2 separate regions of the Homo sapiens genome follow, and region 2 is linked to region 1. Evidence: read pairs that join two places in POLR2A ChIA-PET (ENCODE). Cell type or tissue: CD4-positive, alpha-beta T cell. All regions are shown on one strand. Links, peaks and the distances in the headings refer to the core of each region. The heading gives the core; the rest is flanking DNA.

The links. ChIA-PET counts read pairs that join two places held together with the same protein. Peaks named below come from ENCODE experiments on the same cell type or tissue, not always from the same donor. Only the 100,000 strongest peaks of a DNase experiment are listed, where the experiment ranks them.
Region 2: POLR2A ChIA-PET joins it to region 1 with 35 read pairs; 12 of 35 experiments call an interaction of 5 or more read pairs at or near these places.

The regions. Positions count from the first base shown.
Region 1 is chr1:116,324,981-116,327,796 of GRCh38, forward strand. All of the region lies in intron 2 of LOC105378920 (a long non-coding RNA gene), which reads right to left. Among named protein-coding and RNA genes, the nearest start is that of ATP1A1, 47 kb to the right of the region's middle. In CD4-positive, alpha-beta T cell, for the core only: no CTCF peak of the experiment used is centred there; a DNase peak (open chromatin) is centred at 1,111; H3K4me3 peaks cover 1,218 bases; H3K27ac peaks cover 2,500 bases.
Region 2 is chr1:116,376,484-116,379,299 of GRCh38, forward strand. The region is part of intron 1 of ATP1A1 (ATPase Na+/K+ transporting subunit alpha 1); the gene reads left to right. Among named protein-coding and RNA genes, the nearest start is that of ATP1A1, 4.6 kb to the left of the region's middle. RefSeq lists an enhancer at 1,340-1,389. In CD4-positive, alpha-beta T cell, for the core only: no CTCF peak of the experiment used is centred there; DNase peaks (open chromatin) are centred at 1,208 and 1,608; H3K4me3 peaks cover 1,227 bases; H3K27ac peaks cover 2,211 bases.

The DNA.
Region 1 (2,816 bases), core at 67-2,566:
TCAGGATTTCATGAGGCCCACATTTAAGTTTCTCAAGTAGTAAGTCTCTAAAAATTGCTAGACAATGGCATCTTGGATTGAATCCAGGAACAGATGAAGGACATTCTTGTGGAAAAACAGGTAAAATCTGAATAAAATCTGAAGTTTAGTTAATAGTATTGTGCCAGCATTGATCTCCTAGTTTTGATAAATGTACCATAGTTATGTAAGTTGTTAACATTAGAGGAAGCTGAATGAAGAGTATATGAAAACTTTCTGTATCATCTTTGCAACGTTTCTGTCAATCTACAACTATTTTGAAATAAAAAGTTCAAAAGTCCATCATTAGACAGCTTTGTAGCACAGTGGTTAAGGCCATCTTTTTGGAGTCAGGCAGACCTAAGTCACCTACTACACGTACTGTGTGGTCTGAGGCAAAGCAAAGCATACAGTATCTCCCAACCTCATTGTTAAATGGCCTGACACAGTAGAAACATTCAGTAATTGGTAATTGCTTTTGTTAAAATAAATGTTATATTCATAATAATATAGTATTATTTCTATAATAATTTAGCGAGGATATGGTCTGATCTTTCTTTTTTAAACTTAGCTCACACTGCACACCAGCATCCCACATCTGCCTCTCTGCTCAACAGATAGCATTCTCAATGTGCTAGGCTCTATTCCGACACTGGAAGTACAACAGTGAACAAAGCACAAAAAATCCCTGCTGTAAACAGCTTACCTTCTAGTGGAAAGAGACAGGCAATAGACATAAAATTTATAATACACTGGTTCTCAAAGTGAGTTCCCAGACCAGCAGCATCAGAATCACCTGGGAACTTTTTAGAAATGCAAATTCTTGGGCCTAACCCTAGATCTACTGAATCAGAAATCTGGGGATGGGCTCAGCAGACTGTTTTAATAAGCCCTCTAGGTGATTCTGATAAGTACTCAGGTTTAAGAAACACTGATACAGTGTCAGTGATAATCACTATTTTGGAGAGAACTAAAGCAGGAAATGGGTGGAGTGCTGGGGTGAGGAGACAGATTGTGGCTTTCAACAGGGTGATCAGAAAAGCCTTACTTCAAAGGTAACACCTGCTTGAAAACATCAAGATGAGGAAGTGGGCCTCCAAAATATCAAGGGAAGAGTGTTTCTGGGAAAGGAATATCAAACGCAAAGGCACTGAGTCAGGAGCAGGCCTGAGCTGTTCAAAGAAGAGCAGCTGTCCTGGGAGAGGTGGTGGGGCTCCAGGTTGCGTAGGGACTGGTAAGCCATTGCCCAAGAGTGTGACAGTCACACAGTCAATCATGGTTCTGCCAAAAACACTCTGCCTTTTCCTGTATGGCTCCAGGCCCTCCTCTACCCCCAAATCCACCCACCCTGCCTACCCTTCGTGGCTCTAGCCAGTTCCTTCTCTTCCTTGGGCTTCTCCATCCCCAACTTCTGATAAATAATTTGATAAATAGTTTGCTTGTTTTTGCCCTGTTGGACTGCTTAGTCTGAAAGAGAAACTCAGTCTTTTCCCTTCTTTCTTCACACTGCCTATCACAATGCCTGTGCATTGTGTCTGCCCCATAAATATTTACTAAGCTTCTCTTAAGGTGCCAGGATAGAAACCAACACATATTGGCACACAATAAACATTATTAATGCTGCCAATAATTTTGAAATTTCCTCTGTCACAGGGCACACAGGTTCATTCTCAAAGCCAAAGTATTTTGGATTCAGTTGAAGGATTAACCCAGAGTGTGACTTACAACCGGGAGAGGCACTCCCTATTCCCAGCTGCTCTCCCTTTGTGCCTGAATAGTTCTGGTTGGCTACAGCTCTGAGTATTGACAAAGAGCATCATCAATGTACTGCTAACCTTGGGCCAAAATACACCAAGCAGACAGGTAGCATGAAAAAAAAAAAATGGGTATTATGATCAGTCAGAGCTGGGTTTGAATTCAAGCCCAACCACCCATAGGGGATCTTACCCTTTTTTTTTTTTTTTTTCTAATATTGTAAATCCCTTTAGCAACTGAGATTGAAGCGTATGGACCATTTCCCAGTATGAGGCTTTTAAATGCATAAAATAAAGTGTATAAGATTACAGAGTAGATAATTTTTATTGAGATATAATAATGTTAAAAGCTATCAGAACACTTATAAAAATTGTGCTATAGTAATATTTCTACCTCATTATTGGTGCATTAAGTAATAAGATTTAGAGGCAGGTTTAATAAGTACCAAAATGTTGATGTAATACTGAGTGTAAATGATATTTCAAGATACTTAGAGTGTATGATGTTGTTAGAGGTAGGTGGAAGAAAAAAAGATTTTTTTCATCTTGTATCATCCTGAATTCTCTGCAAAGACCTGTTAATAACCCCATATTATAACTTGGGACAAACTACTTTGCTTCTCTAAGTTTCAATATCCTTACCTGTAAAATGATGCTCAATAGATGGCAGGTATTATTATTATTATTTTCAGCAGCAGTGTTAGTAGTTAAGGATACCCCATAAATATCCTGTAACATACTCTGTGTCACTTCTTGGTTATTAGCAGGGTCAGTTCTGTAAGTTGACTCAGTAGGAGGTCATCCTTTTGAGGATTTTTACTCCCCAAATGTCCCATATTGGCCTGAAATTTTATCTTTAGAAAAGAATGCATAGCTTTGGTAATGAAAGACTTTCAATTGCAAGAGACCCCTAATAAAAAATAAGAATTCCTGACAATCACCCTAAACCCTAGTCACACCCCACATAGTCCTAAGTTGGAAAGTGAAATATTTGCTAACCCAGGAGAAAAGATGAATGGCTTTAAAATAAAAAAGATGATATAT
Region 2 (2,816 bases), core at 269-2,768, 52 kb after region 1:
GGAAGAACTAGTGCCTAGAGCTGGGGGGTGGAGAGAGCACTTGTGCCTCACCCTTTGCCTGTCAGTTGTTCAGCGTGTAACAGTTCCCTGCTTCTTAGGTTCTTTCTGTACCCTTTTATAAGGGTGTATCCCCTTTTGGTAACTTACTGTTTGTTAATTTGTAGTGTTCCCTGCCAGTAAGCTTGTAACACTCTAGTGACTCACCTTCGGGTGGGAGGGTAGGAAAGGGAGAGGCCTGCCTCCTAAACCTGGGAAGATGGGGAGAGAGTGGTAAACCTGAGAGCCCAAAAAACAAACCAAAACAAAAAAACAAAAAAAAAGATGCCTTTAAAAATTCAGTTAGATGTTTGCCCAGATGAGGGCTAACACTTAAAATATACAGATTCCTGGGAATGTTATTCCTAAATTGCATTCAAAAATAAAAGTGAACTCAACATCTTATAGCACAATAGGCTTGGCACTCATCCATGCTCCATGCCAGTACCCTCAGTCATTGTTTTCGGATTATTTTAGCAACAAATGAACAGATAAGTGACTTTCCATTCAAATCAGGCTATGTTCTTTTAAATATATCTAAACTTAAGAATAAGAAAGGCTTTAACTAAAATAGCTTTGAAGGATTTTGTATGGTAAAGTAAAATTGGTTTCTTCACTTAAAAACAAACAGGTTTAAAAGTAAAATAAAATAAAAGCCCTGAAGCTTCAGTTTCTCATCTGGCTTTTGGATAGAATGCTCATCCTGGGGATCAAGTGAAGTAATCTATGTTCTGTTTATGGAAGGAGTGCTGTGCCAGCCTGAGTTGTGGCTATTGTTATTGGGCTTACATAGGTACAGTAATTAGAGCCAAGAGAAGATCAAATCTTTACAGACTGGGTTTGTTGTTCGTCAGTAAGTCATTAGCCCTTGCAAAATTAGAGAGCAGTTTTTCTTTCACCATGAGAACATATTAAGGTTTGAAAATAATGGGAAATACTGTTAATTGCCCTTCATAGGAAAGTCAAGTAGAGGTGTCAATTGACATTATTGCAACTGTTATCTTCGCTCAACAAGCAAATCTCCTGTTTAATAGCATCTTTCTGTCTACTTTCACTTCTCAGGTGAAGGACTTTGTTCGCGGTTGATGATCATTTTTACGTTTTTGAAGTCTTGCAAAATAAAATGGGCTTTTCGGCCTTCTGTGATGAGAGGGAGCCTGAACATTTGTGCTGTGCTGACTTCTTCTAGCTGCCGAGGGCTCTCTGCCAGCCAACAGGCTAGAAGAAGAAACCCGAGTGTCAGATCAGATGGGCTCACAGTAATCAGAGTGGCTGGGTTTGGACGGCAAAGCACCAGGCAAAATGTTTCCCATCCCTGCCAGAGCTGTCCAATTCTAGATTACACTGAAAGTACATGTCCAGTACATGATAATGTGCAGTAGAGAGAACTGTAAAACCTACTCACTCATTTTAAAACTCTCCATTTATATATTTTGGGGGAGGGATGTGGAACCTAGTCAGGTCTGAACTTTCTCACGTTGCTATGAATTGAGTGTATGAGAGGAAGTGTGTATTCTTTGGCTGGAGTCATAGAGAGACTGTTCTTAGCATATGACTCACCTCATTAGTTGTGCTGAAATCTGTTGTCAGGAATCCACAAGAAGTTCTTCATATTTATTTTGTGTTTCGGATAGCAGATTCTGTTACGAAAGAAGTACCCTTCACCCTACACTTTCTCTTTGGTTTGGTTTTTATTTGCATCCTGAGCAAAGGGATTTTTGATCAATAGACCTCATTCCTTTGTTCCTTTGTGACTTTACAGTGAATCTCTTTATCTGGTTTTAGACCTCACTTACTAGTTCCTTTGTGAGTTATGATGAAATATATCTGCACGTGATCTCTTTCCAGTTTTATTCAAACCCTATTTAGTAATGACTATTGGCTGTCTCAGTGATTTGATAAGTTGATTCATGATAGTTCGTGCTTTGTCCTTGGGACTTGTATTGTTTGGGAGCCTGATAATCAGTGTAAGATTTTGTGACTCAGTGGGCCTTGCTGTGTAGATCGGTGAGCTGTGATTGCTCTTTCTAGTCTGTTACCATGTAGGGGCAGGTCCCTAATGCACTTTGGGGTTATCCTCTTGTGTGTTTCTTTTATCTTCCACATGATGCTTCCATGGCACCATATTTGTTTTATTATTTCAATTCATGTGACATTTCTTTAGGGCCTTGGACAGCCTTTATCCTCTTCAGCCTGGCAGTCATTTTCCTTCCTAGCCTAGGCTTCAGGGTACTAATTGAGGAGTGATCAGGACTTACTGGGAGTTGATCTGGTCCTCTCATAACGCATATGCTGATTATTAATCAGTTGTCTCTAACCAGAGCAATCTGGTAAAATGAAAAAAAGGAGGGTAAGGTGGTCAGCAGAAAGGGGGAGTTAAGGAATAAGTAGAAAGTTTTAACCCTTCATAACCCATGCACCTAATGTAGAGGTAGAATTTTCCATTGAAGAAACTGAAGTTTTTGTCTGATTGTTCTTAATAACTGTAAAAGCAAAAATATATCTAAAGTGCACTGATTCTTTACACCTTTTAGAATTTTTATTTTTTGAATGATCATGGATGTACACTACTGCAGGTAGGGTAGGCTGTCAGGCTCATTAAGAATTGACATGCAGGCAGATTGGGGAGGAAGGTTAAGTCATGTTCTTTTGGGTTGAGGGAACCTGCTGGCTAGAACTGTCGCTGTTCTTTGACCCTTGCTGGCTGCTGGGCTGCCCAAGTTTGGATATACTAAACTGGGCTCACAAAGGGATCTACTGCTTTGGCCTTGGTAAATTAT